2 separate regions of the Mus musculus genome follow, and region 1 is linked to region 2. Evidence: chromatin loops called from intact Hi-C (ENCODE). Cell type or tissue: heart. All regions are shown on one strand. Each heading gives the region's core, and the rest is flanking DNA. Links, peaks and the distances in the headings are about the cores only.

Region 1 (7,935 bases), core at 1,092-6,091, 60 kb before region 2:
GATGGAGACAGGGAGGCTGAAAGCGGCAGAAGATTCTACCTGTAGCTTGATTTTCTGTGCCCTTTTGATCTGATAAACAGCAGGGCTTCTCCAAGACTCTGAAATTACGGAAACCACAAGGCACCTGTTACATGTGAGGAAGCTCTGACATAGCATTCCCTAGGGTCACCTTTGCCCCAGCCCGCCTCCCTGTCTTCCTGGTGCTGGCTGTGTATTAAGGAACACTTAACACCTCACAATGCCCTACTAGACTGGCCCTGTTGTGCAATGAATTGCTTACGTGTTCAGGCTGTGTCTATGTGCCCATAGAATATATGCTATGGACATGAGTCTGCAGGACTCAAGAACCTGGCTAGCTCCCGGTTCTTAAGATCTCTGTCATGGATTCTCCCTGTAATTATTCTCCCTGTAATTCTCCCTCATTTTAGACTTGGCAGCTTGCAATGAGCTTAAATCAGGACAGTTGGGGAATTTTGCATGGAGCTCCGTGTGCCATCTTACCGTGTCCCAAGTCTGCATCTCTGTGGGTACCACTCAAGGTTGCTGGATGACAGCAGCAGATTTAACAAGAAAAAGCATTCAAAGGGTGATGGCAGAGTTCTGAAAATTGGAGAACGTGTCCAGGACCTACATCTCCCAGGCAGTCAGGTCACAGCTATGGTCCCTCTGCAGAAAGTGTTCCATTTCCATAACTGCTGTCAGGGTACCAAACGTTGTTGCCATTTAACACAGAGCTTTGATTTTTTTCCATGCAGTTGCATGGCCTGCTTAGGAGTCATAGCCAGAGCTGAAGCACCCTGCTAACTCTTCTTAGGTCAGACAGGAGGGAGAGCCCTCTTCGATTTCATAGTTCACATAGTAAGGAATCCTCCCAAAGAAGGCAGGTGTTCAAAAGGTTAAAGTGTGAACGAATGCCATCCATGTGACATCAACTTTAAATGTTGGTAGATGACTAATATCCAGAAGACACCAAAGTGGCAGGAGCTGTATACTGGAGGTTGGAGTAGATTAACTCCCAAGTTGGCCTGTAGGGGGACTAAGGGACACAGAATCCATGGGATATTTCTATCAGAGTCCCTCCTGCTCAGTCATTAGTCACAGAACATTAGGTATCCGAAATGGATGCTTGCCAAGGTTTAGCACGTCCTTCATGTCAAGGCTAAGAGCATTCTGGGAAAGGGGACAAAGGCCATGGGAATGTCAGGCTGAGACAGGGCAGGGGGTGACAGGGAAGCTTACAGGAGCACTCCCTGGGGGCTGAGTTCATTGGCATTCTAAGGAGTAGAGAGAACACCCTACACCAAAGGATGTCATGAACTCTCCTCTCTGAAAGGTACCTCCAAGGGACCAGACGATGAGAGAACAGCGTGGACCTTCCCAAGCCTCCAGCCTGCAAATGGGCTGAGTACCTATGTGATCAATGTCCTCATATTCAGTGGGGCCACCAGCCTGCTGGGCAGCCTGTGATAAGTTCTTTACTCTCGGTGAAGTGAATCTCAGTTTCCACAGAAGGGATGATTACAGCACACACTTGAATGGATGGAGTACACATCTGAAGAACTGTGACTGGTGATGGACTTCGATCTAGCTCTTTCCGCCTGTCCGACGGGCAGCCCCTGGCAGGTATGGGGCATGGTGGAGATGGACTCTGATTGGATATTTAAGAAGATGCATTTGTTGCCATATGGGAGGCCAGGCATGGATGGAATAGACAAGGGGCTACCACACTAGTCCTCCTGGCATTGAGTGATCAGGGAAGAAGCGAGGTAAATAGCAGGTAATGAGGGGGCACTTCTAAACTGTTATGAAGATTATTGTTAGCTGTGAAGTGGTGGCATTCTTTAGTTCTAACACTTGGGAGGCAGAGGCAGGGGGATCTCTATGAGTTCAAGGTCAGCTCGTCTACATATTGAGTTGTAGAACAGTCATGGCTACACAGAAAAACCCTGTTTTTGACAACCCTGAAAACCAAAGCCAAACCAAGCCAAGCCAAACCAAACCAAACCAAACCAAACCAAACCAAACCAAACCAAACCAAACCAAACCAAACCAACAAAAAAAAAAAATCAGTGTTAAGTAGGAACTTGATAAATGGCAGCTAATATGTGAATGAGGCAGAAAGGACAAGGAAAGAATGAGTTCTCCTAGGTATAGTGGAGGAGAAAGTTTGTTATAGACATGTGGGAAAGCATAGCTAGAGGCCGGGCCATCTGGGAGAGTTCAGACATGACCCTGAGCCATGGGAGGAGATAGAAGGACAGGGGGCATGGTGAGGGTGGGGGCGGAGATAGGGAAGGGAGGTAGGAAGAGAGGGGAACCAGGTACAGCAGCCAAGAGGGCAGAGGTACAAAATGAGCAGGTAACTAAAGTGTTTGGATTCTACAGGGAAGAGCCTCTGGGGGAAGGACAGGATGTAAACAGGAAGGGACTGAAGGATGCTGGGAAAATCTGGTGGTCAGGTCTACTTGATTTGTTAAATAGGCTCCTCAGCCATTTGTCCCAGAGTCTGAGACATAGCATAATTACTCCTTCAAGCCTTAGAATGACTAACTTTAGAAATGTTTGTAATATGGAAAATGAAAACATTTATTATTATTATTATTATTATTAATGTGTGTAACAAACCATTACACAGTGCCTTTCAGATGAGACACTGGACTAGGCAATGTGTCCGTCAGAGTCCCTTAGAGAGACAGAACCGATGGAGGCTGAGTACAGAGACTGACTCCTGGCGACTATAGAGGCTGTGTCCTGTGATTGACATGGATAAGGTCGAGACCCAGGTGAGCCAGAAGCACTATTTCGGTCTGAGGCTGAGAGCCAGAGGAACAGGAAAGCCAGTTGAATAGATTCTAGCTGGATTTCATGTCTGGAGGCAGAAGAAGGCTGTTCTAGCTGGGGGGGGGGTGAAGAGAAAGAGGGGGGGGGGAGAGAGAGAGAGAGAGAGAGAGAGAGAGAGAGAGAGAGAGAGAGAGAGAGAGAGAGAGAGAGAGAGAGAGAGCTTTCCTGGGTTTTTGATCCGTTAGAGCTTGAGTCCACTGTCATTGGAAAGTGTGGCTTGCTTTTCTCCCTACGTCAGACATGAACTGCTCCAGGGTCTCCATAACACACAGCCAAAGTGATGCTGCACCACATCTCTGGTCACCCTGTGACCTAGCCAAGCAGACACATGCAGTTGGCTACCGTGGGACTCTGCCTCCAGTAGATTGTCTCATGCTTCCGACTCTGTTTACCCCTGTGGTAGAGAAAAGAAAACTCAGAGATCTCACATAACTAGTGGATGGTTGGGCTTGGTTTCAACCTATGAGTGAATAGGGGAAAAAAAAAGATGACTCTCAGGTCTAGTTATGGAGCAAATCAGCAGGGCCTGGCTGCGAATCTTTTGCCCTGGGGGTTGAACAGCTTATATGAGGAATTCAGAGATCTTCCAGTGCCCCAGGGCCAGGAAGACACATCCATTTTCACTGGCGTTCTGTACACATGCTGACTGTGGCTGGAAATCTCTGGGACAACTCTTTGTGATTCTCTGGGGTACCCTCTAGTTTCACCTCTAATCAAAACTTACCAATGAAGCAAACAAGCAAAAAAAAAAAAATCAAAAAATTAAAAATTGCCTGACTGTCAACCTGCCAAGAGTCCAATTAGTCAAAACCAGACTTTACCCTCCCAAGGCAGGCTGTGTGCACGCTGGAGGAAGCCTGATAAGAAAGCACAGCCTCGCATGACTTTTAGCTGGCAGCGGGAAAGGAGCCCGGGAACAGTAGCAGGCGGGTTCCAATTCCCTGAGCCTTTCCCACTGGTCATCGTCAGTTCCTCCTCTGAGTGCTCTGCTCTTCCTGACCCACCCATTCATGTAATTACCTTGGGGACTTGGCTGAAAAGTTATCTCCAGCCAGACGCCTTTCCCACCCAGCATCAGCCTGTCAGATCGGAGGCACTAGATGGTGCGTTCATTTCCCACGCATTCAGTGCGGGCCTCGTGGCTCACACAGGTGAGTTGTGTGTGATTGCCACCCTCCAGTGCTTAGCATGTGCTTCAGTAATGGGAACAGTAATGATCCTGCCAACCAATTTGGACACTGAGAACCTCCGGCCTCCAACTCAAACATATAACTGAAAAGCTGAAAATGTTTTTGTTTAATTTCAATTGAAATAGCCACATGGGGCTGATGGTGAGCACAGTTATAAAACAAACAGGAGATGGTAAAGGAGAGATCATAACAGAGTCTTTGGGGCTGCAGTCAAAGTCTGTGTGCGGTTGGATGAGGTGCCCAAAGCAGACCAATCCACTCCTATGCTGGGCACTATCACAGTTGTTGAGGGGAAACAGAAACTCAGCTGGGTTGAAATTCTAGCATCTCCCACTTGCTAATACCAGGATTTACAAATGGGAAGTGTGAGGCTGAGGTAGGGCAGAGGAGAGTGGAGGTGGACTGGAGGCAAGTTCAAGATCTGACCAGTGTCTCATTAGCATGCATGTCAAGGTTCACACATCTCTCTCAATCAGGTTCTCCTTGCTAAGGGCTGAATTCCAGGCGCACTTCCTGTGTGGGGCGTCCTCTTGTCTTGTTCACTGATGTACGCACTTGAGAAGGGAATCAATTTTTCTAAAAACAAAAAACAAAAAACAAAAAAAACCATTTGATTATATTGCCCCTTATCGAAAATTGACTAAGACATGGAAAATGATACAGAGGAAACCACACATCCACGAATAACTTCTTCGTACAGTTCCTTTTATAACCTTTGTATTCTTGGACTTAACAGTTGGTGTCTGAATCTCACAAATTTCTCTTCAGGGTTACATATTGCCATTTGTCTATCCAATGTTGGTTCTTTCCTTGGTCTTACCAACATCAGGTTTTGCTCTGGGAATCAGTGGGTTTAGTTAAAAGCTAACTCACTAGCTTGCTTGGAGGGTTGGCCCAAGATGTAACAGGAGGTTGTTTAGTGAATCCTGCAGCCCTAGACTGCAATCACAGAGTGTTTGTAGTTTCTCCTTCTTGTATCTAGAATTTTGGAGGTTCTGGGTGGCATTACAGCAACATCGATTCTGAGGCTGCGACTATTTACAAGACACAGGGGAAAAGATGAAAGAAATTCAGACCCTTGATGACAAACCAATCTTTTACCTTTATGATGGTTTGCATATGCTTGGCCCAGGGAGTGGCACTATTAGAAGATGTGGTCCTATTGGAGTAGGCGTGGCCTTGTTGCAGTAGGTGTGTCACTGTGGGTGTGGGCTTTAAGACCCTCACCCCAGGTGCCTGGAAGTCAGTCTTCTCTTAGAGGCTAGCAGAGGCTCCTCCTGCACTATGCCTGCCTGGATGCTGCTATGTACCTGCCTTGATGATAATGGACTGAACCTCTGAGCCTATAAGTCGGCCCCAATTAAATGTTGTCTTTATAAGATTTGCCTTGGTCATGGTGTCTGTTCACAGCAGTAAAACCCTAAGACAACTGTCTACCTCCAAATTTTTTTATGACACACATTTTTTTTTATCTTGTTTAGCCTCCATTTGATGTGGGCTCTCTCACCTGTAACTACTGCAAATTCTTTCCCAATAAGTAACTTATGCTAATGTATGTACTTAAGCATAGCATTTTCATAATTCCTCTGCCTGTCTGAGTTTCATCTTACTTGTCTGTCTTACCAATATCTTGGATAAATGTGTGTGTGCATGTGTGTGCATGCACGTGTGTGTATGTGTGTCTGTGTGTGTGTGACACAATGACTACATACTGTTGGGAAAACAACAACAACAAAAGCACCAAAATGACAGAGCAAAGCAATATGTCAGCCCTGTGAATTCAGAGAGAATGAAGTAGGTCTCCCAGGAGTCCCTATACTCTGGCTCACGCTTCTATGTGTCACAGTAATGGCTGCAAACCTTCTATAGTCCTCTCACTCATTTGAGGAGACATGGCACACCTCCTGCCTCAGGTCCTCCGACTTTCAACCTTTGCTCCCATAGTCTTCCTCCGTCCTTGGTAGCTATGCATTTGGTCACTTGGGAGCTCAGAACCTCCCTCTCTGCAGGAGCCTCCTCACTGCCATTGAAGTATGTGTGAATCACTCCCATTTCAGTAGCTACCATGGAAATAAGACCTAGCCAAGCAAAAGTGGTTATCTCTGACCCTGTGGCTCTTTTAAGTGTTTCTGTTCACCTGAGTATGTCATCATATTTACACACATTCATGAAAAGAAAGAATAAAAATATGCCTCTGACCTCATTTCAAGTACATAGGATGGATATTAGCACTAATAAGCAAAATAGAAAAACCTCTGTGTTTCAAGTCGAGACGAAGGCAGGGGTGAATACTTTGGTAGCTTTGGGGACATAGAAAACTCCAAAACAAATCAGAATAAAGAAATAAACACCATTTAAATGAATTTATTAATTATGTATTAAAAGGTATCACTAGCAAAGCTGAGGTATAGGGGTGTAGCTAATCGGTAGAAAATTTGCTTAACGTGTATGAGAACCTGAATTCTTACCACAGGAGAGGGATGTGGGGGCTAAATGAGTATAGGTTGCCAGAAAATAACCAGACCCCATACCACTAGTAAATGTTATGTGTTCATATTACTTAAAGGACTCTTGCATGTCACGGGATAGTTAATTGACACAAAAGGTGTTCTCTCTGTTTCCTGTCCACTCTGATGTAAATGATTTTCTTCCTCCACATGCTCCTGCCATGGCAATATCCAAAGCGCAGGGCCCAGGTTCCTGCCTTGAGCACCTACCTCAAGTCCCGCAGGGATGGACTGTCACCTGTAAGATGGGATAATCCCTTTACTCAAGTTGGTTTGGGGCAGTGTTTCGTTACAATAATAGTAAATAAAACTGGAACAGCATCCGTGTCATGTTCTGGCAAAGAATTTGCACATAGTCTGTGTTCCAAAGAACCAAGATAGAATAAATGAAAACAAACAAACTAATGTACTAATTAATTGTAGAAAGCGAATTCCGACACAGCATAGTGTCTGGGCACGGTTACTGCTGGCTGCTTTTGGTAATGCTTACAGTAAGGCTCAGGAGTAAAATGTGGAGCAGGAAGGTGTGAACACTTGTAAGAGGCCGTAGAAGTTGACATGTGTCATTGCTGAGAGGCTGTGTGAGTTGCATGTCAATAGGAAGGCGCCTTGAGGGAATTTCAGGGTTTTCTGAGACCCCTTTCACCTGCAACTTTAAACACGATTCATTTTCTGGCTAAAGTCCTTTTTCACATTTTCCTGGTCTCACCTGCAGCTTCAGATCCTCATTTTAAGCTGATGACAGGATCCACTTGTTGATGGCTATAGGGTAGAGGTCCTGGAAGCTAGATGCTCACACCGGGGCCCACCTTCAGTGCCAGGGTCCACCTTCAAGACCCCTCTACCATGCCACCAGAGGAGTGTCTCCCATGTAAATCCTGCCCTGAATAGGCTCCCTGTCCATTAAGCCAATGACTGGTGATTGGTGATCCTAACTGTATTTGCAACTCTCCTATCCAGTGTACCATGGCCCCAGGAGTGACCCTGTGACGTTTGTTGCTCTGCCTACTGAAGCCCAGGGGAAGACCAAAGAGCACAGGGACCTTGTGGATCTTCTTCACATCCTGCCAAGTACAAATCCATTTAGTGCTCTACCTAAATAACCTTTGCCTCTGATTCTGGTCTCTTCTTGTTCCACTCTCTGCCTGCTTTTCTCTGTTCCAGTAGTACTTCCTGGTGCCTTCACTTTCTAGGAAGTCTGCACTTTCTTCTGCTGATGAGCCTTGAATTCTCTCTCTCTCTCTCTCTCTCTCTCTCTCTCTCTCTCTCTCTCTCTCTCTCTCTCTCTCTCTCTCCACTCCCCCTTATCCTGTCTGTTTTAGAGCCAGGCAGAGGCCTTCCTGGAGGGCTATGTTGACTTTATTAGGCTGGCTGGAGATGGAGTCTCACTACACAGT
Region 2 (7,935 bases), core at 1,401-6,400:
CTGATTTGCTTACCAGCCCTCCAATAAATGTGTATAATTAATTGTGGGCATGGGACCTTTCTCTGCTAGCAAGAGCCCTTCCCTGGGTTCTTGGCGTTTCCTCCCAGCTATGCTGTTTCCCTGCTGGGCTTAATGGAGAAGGATGTGGAACATAGCTGTAGGTGGGGGGTGGGTGAGCACAAAGCTGTGGCTGCATCTGATATCCTGAGCTGCGTGAGGAATTGCTGCCCGCTCCTCAGGAGAGGAGATGGTGGAGAGGAAGTTTCCACTTGAGCAAGGCAGCTAGCTATTGCAGTCTGTGGGACTTGTTGTAACACCCCAGGAACTGATTGCTTCCACACCAGGACTGGCTGCAGACTCAAGTGGTCACGCTGGGGAAGAGCTTTAGTGGGTAGGTGTCACAGGGACTGTGTGGTGTTTGATTAACAGGGTCTGCTCTGTTTTTCTTTCGAAATAGTTTGGATTTAATTTTAGTTAGCCTACAACGTTGATGTTTCATTTTGGCACTTGCATACGTGTACATCATGTTTATTTCTTCCTCCCGACTTCCTTTCTCCTCCGTCTCCGTTCTCCAAGGTTTTTCTCCTTCCAGATAGGATCCCCTTCTGCTTTAAGTCATAGAGTTCCATTAGCTTTTCCTTTTGTCCCTCCCTGCTACCGTTAGGCTTCTTCTCCCTCTTATTATCCCCCTTCTACTTTCATGTCTTTCCACTTTTAGATGATAGGTAAATGATAGATAGACATATAGATTAATGATAGATTATACATATAGATTAATGATAGATTATACATATATAATATACATATGATAGATTATGATAGCTACATGATGATAAATGATAGATATATGATAGATAATAGATAGATAGATGAAAGGTAATAGTTATAATGGCCATGAGCCTCTGGGGACCATTGACAATGTTATGGCTTGACTCGAAACTGCCCCCATCAGGCTCAGTGCTAGATGTTTGCCTCTAGTCTGTGGTGCTATTTTGAAAGCTGTAGAGACTTTATGATGTGGGGTCTGGGTGAAGGGCAGGCCTTTGAAGGTTACACACGCCTCTGGTGCCAGCCTGTAGTACCTGCTTCGTGCCTAGCATGCAGTGGGAACCACCAACATCATCCTTGCATGAGCTCTGCCATGCCTTCCATCCTGTGACATGCTGTAACCCTCTAGCACCATAAACTGCAATCTAACTTTCCTCCCTCCGTTTGGTCACAGCACCAAGAAAGAGATTAATATACATGCTTACTCCTGGCTACTTTAACATCTCGTTATCCTCTGTCTCCTCCCTTGTTCTCTGGGGTCCGGCAACATTGGCTGTTGTCTAGTTCTTTGCATGTGACAAGCCTCATCTTGATATACAGTTCTGACAGCCCTGGTCACCCTTGGAGAGCTCTGCCACAAGAGACTTCCAAGACTATCTCTTCTCCACAACCAGAGTCTCAGCTTAATAGTCATATCCTCTGGAAGGTTCCCCTGACCATGCTCAGAATGACCATCCCACAGTAATTCCTACACATGTCCCTGTTTCTCCCCTAAGGAGTCTTCTGTTCTTGCACTCTGCATAGTTCAGCCTCTGAGGGTTTTAGCTTCCTCTATTAGCCTGTATCCCAGGACCTGTATCCTGACGGCCGATCATGTGGTTAGAGTGTTCTACCAATCCTCAATGGATAAGAAACGTGTCCAGAATAAGCCTGGGTTGTTTTAAAACATTTCGTTCTGGGCATGCTTGTTACTGCAGCATGACTAAAACCTGTCTGAGAGATAAGAACTGCATTCTCTAGTAACCTTCAGGTTAAGGGTAACCCAGAACACAGGTGAGCACTCAGTGATTGCTGAATGCCTGTGGCTCAACTGAGTGAGGTAAAGAGGAAGAAATGGCTGGGGGAGACAACTTAGAGTCAGGATGAGGGTAAAAAATGACTCAGAATAGACCATTGTCCCCAGGATGGTGCCTTCAAACAATGGAAATTCACCTATCTAGAATAATAGCTTCTAATTCATCTAAAAGATTCAGGCAGGCTTGGGGTTTATGCTGGGGTTCAGAGGTCATGGGGCATCCGTCTTTTTCTAGGTGGCTGTCATGTAGATCCCGAAGTTTGACATCATCAGCCACCCTAGATGTTTGTAGTCTCCTGAGGACAGACTGTGAGGATGCCCTCTTGATCTGATACTGCATTCTGAGAGTTGAAGAGAAAATGTTCTTGCTTTCCTGCCCCGTGTGGATCATGTATGGGTTGCCATTGGAATGGGGCTTGCAGCTCTGGGATTACATCTAGCCTGAAAGCTCTCAGTAGTAATGTACACTGGAGTTCAAGTCTTGACTGTGTGGCTCGTTGGATGAAGAATGAGAACAATTAGAAACAGATGCCCCCCAACATCCACTAGGCATCATCTCTATTTCTGACCTCCCAAGCCACACTGCCTTGTTTCTCAGAGTGCAGGAAGTCTCTGGTTGGTGACATAGCAGTGTGAAGGACTGTTGAATTGTTGGAATTCTTTTGTTCTGAGGAGAATAAACGAGTTTCAGTTAAAATAAGATCCAGATTGCCCGAGAATGTCCAAGTCTAAGGACCCGCCAGTGCAAAACAACTTCTAGTGTTTGAATGAGAACTTTTCCCAAGGCTGGTTTTGGTGATGGAGACACTGCCAGACACAGCATCATTAACTAAAGATCATGGAAAATGGCTCTGTGTTTTATTGCCGTGTGTGTTAAATGGCAGAGAGCAAGAAATTGGAAAGCTCCAAACCCAGCTATGCTCAGGGAATGGAAAACAAACTGCTCTAGCCATTGCATTCTGGGAAGGATACTCAGAAAGAGAGACGCAACACATATTTGGACCAGACTCAGCAAAAGCTGGGTACCCTCATGCTAGCGAAGACCTCTGGCCACCAAGCACCAGTCTGTACCTTCTCCCTCAGATATGCCTGAAGCTGTGTGGGACTCTAACCTTGGAAAAAGTCGGGGGCAGGGGGTCCATGGGAGTGTTTGCTTGGGTCCTTTGGGTGGCCATTCTTTTCTGTGTGGGCTTTGCAGAGGTGTGTGTGTGTGTGTGTGTGTGTGTGTGTGTAGTGAACTGCCTCCTCTTAGAAAGAATCCTATTAGAGCCCCTGTTCATGTCTGGAAAAAATCATCTGATGACATTTGCCTGACCTCTTGGGAAATGGAAGAGGGGTGGGGCTTGCCAACCTGATGGCTTCCTCCTTCCTCCACTTCCTGCAGCCTCTTGCTCCAGCAGAGTCCGTGGCTGTCTTCCAGCTGGGCCTAGATCCTTGCTATCACGGACCCCACCCTGCACGTTTGTGTCTGTGTCTGGAGGCCCTGCAGCCTCTGGCTGTTGGCCTAGTAGAGCAAGACAGACTTTCGGAATCCAGCAAAGGCTTTGGAGTGGAGAGTTTATTGAGAACTCCAGAAGCCAAGGGATAAGGAATCCCCAGGTCTTTGTGGAATTTCTAGTGACAACACGGGTCAGTACTGATGATTTGTTGTTGCTTTCTGAAAGGGTTCTTGTTTTAGGAATGTCAGATTCCGTTATTCCCTTTGGAAAAAAATATGGAATAATATCAGCCCACCCTGTTCATATTTGTTTGTATATTCACTCTTGTAAACCCAGCACTCACTCCCACTGTATTATTTGTATCAGATAATGCTACTGTATTAATTGAGCACTGTCTTAGGCAACGAGAATAGGAAGAACAGTTGAGAAAGGACCCCGGGGTTGGAGAGCACTTGCTTCTCTTGCAGGAGACTTGGGTGTAGCATCCAGGATCCACACTAGGTGGCTTGCAAATCACACTCCAGTCCCTGGGGACTCCATCACCCTCTTCTGGACTTCTGGTGATACTGCACTCACATGGTGCCCATACAGACAAGCAGGAAAAAAAATTTTTTTAAGGTCCTGAGAGAACACAGCACCTAAGAAGGGAAGTGGGCAGATGGGTGAATGGCTGCATATCACTGTGAGTAATGTCACTGTAGAGGTGTGTAAGGGGCCAGAGCAGAGTGTGCCAAATCCTGCTCAAAAAGAACATGAACACGTTCCAGAAATGATTTCTAATGGTTGCTTGTGTGTGTGTGTGTGTGTGTGTGTGTGTGTGTGTATGTGTGTGTGTGTGTGATGGTGCACATGTGGAGGTCAGAGGACAACTTCTGGGAGTTGGTTCTCTTATTCCACTATGTGGGTCTCAGAGATTGAACTTGGTGGCAAGTGTCTTTACTTGTCTCCTTGTCTTGAAATTAGACTGGCTTCAGGATTATTTTGACTAACAGGGAACAATGGAAGAGTGCCATTCAGCTTTTGAGTGTAGGTCATAAATGGTGACACAGGTTCTGTTGCGCTTTTCCTGAATCGTCTTCTTTGGAGTGTAGTCTCATTGTAAGTCTCACAGCTGAACTGAAGCCACTATGCTGTGAGGGAGCCCAAACCAGTTCAGACCTAGACACCACACAAAAGGCTTAAGACCCCATAAAGAGAATGCTACCTGCTGTCCTGCCAGTGTCCCCAACAGCTTCTGCAGCCCATGTTCTTCCCACATTCCTTGTCAGACAGCAGCCTAGTGCCAGACCCAGAGCCAGAGTTGACCAAGCTTCTCCCAACTTGTTAACTCACAGACACTGGCAGAGGTAGTAAGAGCATTACTGTCATTTGAGCTATGGTTTTACATGGAAGTAGAACACAACAGAGTATGACAGCCAGCAGGTCCTAAATGGAATATAAAGCTTACTCACACGGAGTACTTTTGAAGAAAACGTCTTGTTTCATTTTACAGTCCTTGAGCACCTACTGTGTGCAAGGATCTATGGAAGGCTCAAGAGTGAGAAAGGGGACTGTAACAGTTTCTGACCTTAAGGAGTTCATAATTAAGAAGAACAGACACACATAGCCACAATGTATGATGCATTCTAGTTTCATTCTGTCACTGTCACAAATATCACAGCCAAAAACAAGTTAAGAGAGGAAAGAGCTTGTTTCACATTCTGGGTCACAGTTCATCATGGAGGAGAGGCAAGGCAGGAACTGAAGCAGGAACTTGAAGACAGGGCTCCTTACCATTCTACGCAGCATTATCGCTGACCGAGGAAGCACATCAGAAATTAAGAAGAAAATGCTGCTTGCTAGATGACTTGAAGGCTCGTTTTCTAGTCATCTGCTTTCTTATATAGTCCAAGGCCACCTTCCTAGGGAATGGGACTGCCTACAGTGGGCTGTGCCCTCTTACACCAATTAACAATTATGACATCCCCGTGAACATGCCCAGAGGACAATCTAATCTAGGCAATTTTTTTTCAGCTGAGGGTCTCCTCTGAGATGACATTAGGCTGTGTCAAATGGAAAGTTAAATTAACCAGAATATTATGTTTTGCTAAATTATCATGGGGATAGAGAAAAGGGACCTATTTCCTGGGGTCATACCTGAGTCAAGACATGTAGGCTGGCCCAGTTTCCCGTTGTATGGGGGGGTGCATATTGGTTTGGGGGATGGGGGAGGCAGGTAGCTAGAAACAGAGGGTTTGTTTACATGTAGATCTGTTTAGGTGGGAGTGGATAAAGGTTGAATGAGAGCACTGAGGTCACCTTCCAGAATGCCACAAGTAGGATGTCATATCTCTTAACCTAGATCTGGTTGCCCTTCCAGAAGCTTCCTAAGAAGCTGATGTTTAACTGTCGCTCACAGGAAAGTAAATTTGAACTCAATCTGCACAAACAGTAGTAGGCCAACTGGCTGGAAGAGTAAACACGGGAAGTGATCAGATAAGGGTGAGGATTCGAAAACTCTAAGCAAGTCTGTCAAAGTCCTGACCAAAGGATTGATGAAGCTTCTATTTCCGGAGTTTGACTTTCCATGGACACAGCTTATGGGGAGGGAGGGGTGGGGGTGGAATGAAACCATGCGTTTTTGGAAAAGCAAACAGGACTTAGGTGAAATGAAGTAGAATAAACTTTGTGGGTAACGGTTGAGGCTGTGATGAAAAAAAGGGGGAGATCATGGGTGGTAGGGAGAAGGGAGTTAGAGAGGAAGGGCAAGAGTGGGATCCTGTGAGGAGGGGGCAAGGGTGGGAGCCTGTGACTTGGAAACTGAGCCCAATGTAGATGCTTCTTGGTCTGAGATTGTCCCTACTTTTGTTTAACCTGATTTCCAGTTTATTTCTGTCCAGGGCAAACAGAAGGATTCTGACTAACTTTCCAGGCTCAGACATCTTCATTTGATTCTCCCCCAAATGCAAGTGCTGTGGAACAGAAGCAACTGCCCCAAAGTCATACAGCTGGAAAACAGCAGATCCATGTGACGAAGACATTCCAACTCCACAGCCAGTGTCCTGTCCACAAGTCAGGGACAACTCTATGGCCACTGCCCTTGTCCGCCATCTCTCAGACACTCTGGCCCTTTCTTTCCTCATCCCCCCATCTTGGGAGTGGTGGCTAGTGCCCTAGAAGCCTTCTGATTCACCCAAATTCTGCATAAGAGGCAGAAGTATCCCAGAAGGTAACATCATCTCTCCTTTACTTTTATTTCAGCTCAGAAACACAGAGAAAAAGAGGAAATACCTTGTAGATATCACTCAGAGAAGTTGCACTGTGGCTATGGTTTGGGAGCTGAAAGAAGTGGTTTCTAAACCAAATTCTCAGAGCCAGCAAGCAGCCAAGGTAGAATTTGAGATGAAATCTGTCTAGCTTCCAAATCTATACTCTGCATCCTCTGTAATGTGTGTGTGCACACACAGGCATATGTGGGCGCATTCCTGTGCATGTGGGTGGGTGTGTACCTGGATAACAGAGGTCAACATCGGGTGTCTTCCTCAATCTCCCCATCTTATCTTTTGAGACAGGGTCTTGCTTCCTCTGGTGCTCACAGATTGGTTGGCCCAGCTGGTCAGTGTGTGCTAGGAATTCAGTCATCTCTGCTTTCCTGCACTAGTGTTACAAACGCCACGGCCAGATCCGGCTATTATTCATTCACACTGTGATCTGAACTCAGGTCTTCATGCTTGCATACACTGACTGAACTGTCTCTCAAGCTCCTGCTTGGTGCTTTTGATGTAGTGCTACGATAAATGATAAAGCAGGGAAATTAGCCAATACTGTGTGGGGCTTCCTAGTAGCTCACTAGGGCTGTTTTAGCAGCTAGAGGTATTCAGCAACATAACCTTTATCATAATCCCATCTTCTGGGTTTTGTTTTTGTTTTTTGTTTTGGGTTTTGGCTTTTTTTTTTCCAGACAGGGTTTCTCTGTGTAGCCCTGGCTGTCTTGGACCTCACTCTGTAGACCAGGCTGGCCTCAAACTCAGAAAATCCACCTGCCTCTGCCTCCCAAGTGCTGGGATTAAAGGCGTGCACCACCACTGCCCAGCCCCATCTTCTGTTTTGAAGGTGAAAAATACAAATGAAAATTAATAAGACGTGAGACTCCAGGCCTGACAACCTTTCACCTTAGAGCCACCCCCGACCTCCTGTTTTTGTGTATGTGGCTTGGACTTGCTCCCTTGGGTAAGAAGAGGAGAGTCTGGATCCTCAAATAAAGATCCGTGGTTGCTTTTTTTTTTTTTTTTTTTTGCACTGTTCTTGATTCCCTTGCTGCTTCTATTCACACCCTCCTCCTCACCTCTTCAAGTTCCTGGCCAGGGGCCCTTTTCCATTCGGGTCTCATTTCCTTACCTCCCTTCCCGCCTTGCAGCCAAGACCTATCTGTCTCTTTGACAGCTGGATACCTATGCCAAGAGAAATAATACCCCTGTGCACTGCATGTCACCTAAGGGAATAGGGCGAGAAGGGAAGGGAAGAGTTTCCTGCCAGGTGCCTTGGGGCGGGCAGGGGGTGGGGTGGTGAGGAGGAGGAACATGGACTGTCCTGAGTCACAGAGGATATGTGATGTGCAGGGGACTGTGAGGGATCCTGGGACAGCTGAGAAGGGCAAAGAGGAGAAGCCAGGAC

Evidence for each region. A loop is a pair of places that touch in the nucleus more often than their neighbours do. Peaks named below come from ENCODE experiments on the same cell type or tissue, not always from the same donor. Only the 100,000 strongest peaks of a DNase experiment are listed, where the experiment ranks them.
Region 1: a loop joins it to region 2, with 8 times the contacts of the local background. A loop is called at or near these places in 3 of 42 quality-filtered maps.

What each region holds. Positions count from the first base shown.
Region 1 is chr10:83,933,611-83,941,545 of GRCm38, forward strand. Gm34043 (a long non-coding RNA gene) reads right to left here. Exons shown (of 3, transcript XR_380636.3): 3 at 4,126-4,607. Among named protein-coding and RNA genes, the nearest start is that of Gm33980, 4.1 kb to the left of the region's middle. In heart, for the core only: no CTCF peak of the experiment used is centred there; a DNase peak (open chromatin) is centred at 3,791; H3K27ac peaks cover 375 bases.
Region 2 is chr10:83,992,869-84,000,803 of GRCm38, forward strand. No RefSeq gene overlaps it. Among named protein-coding and RNA genes, the nearest start is that of Gm40725, 25 kb to the left of the region's middle. In heart, for the core only: a CTCF peak has its summit at 3,826 (motif pointing left); a DNase peak (open chromatin) is centred at 3,263; H3K27ac peaks cover 807 bases.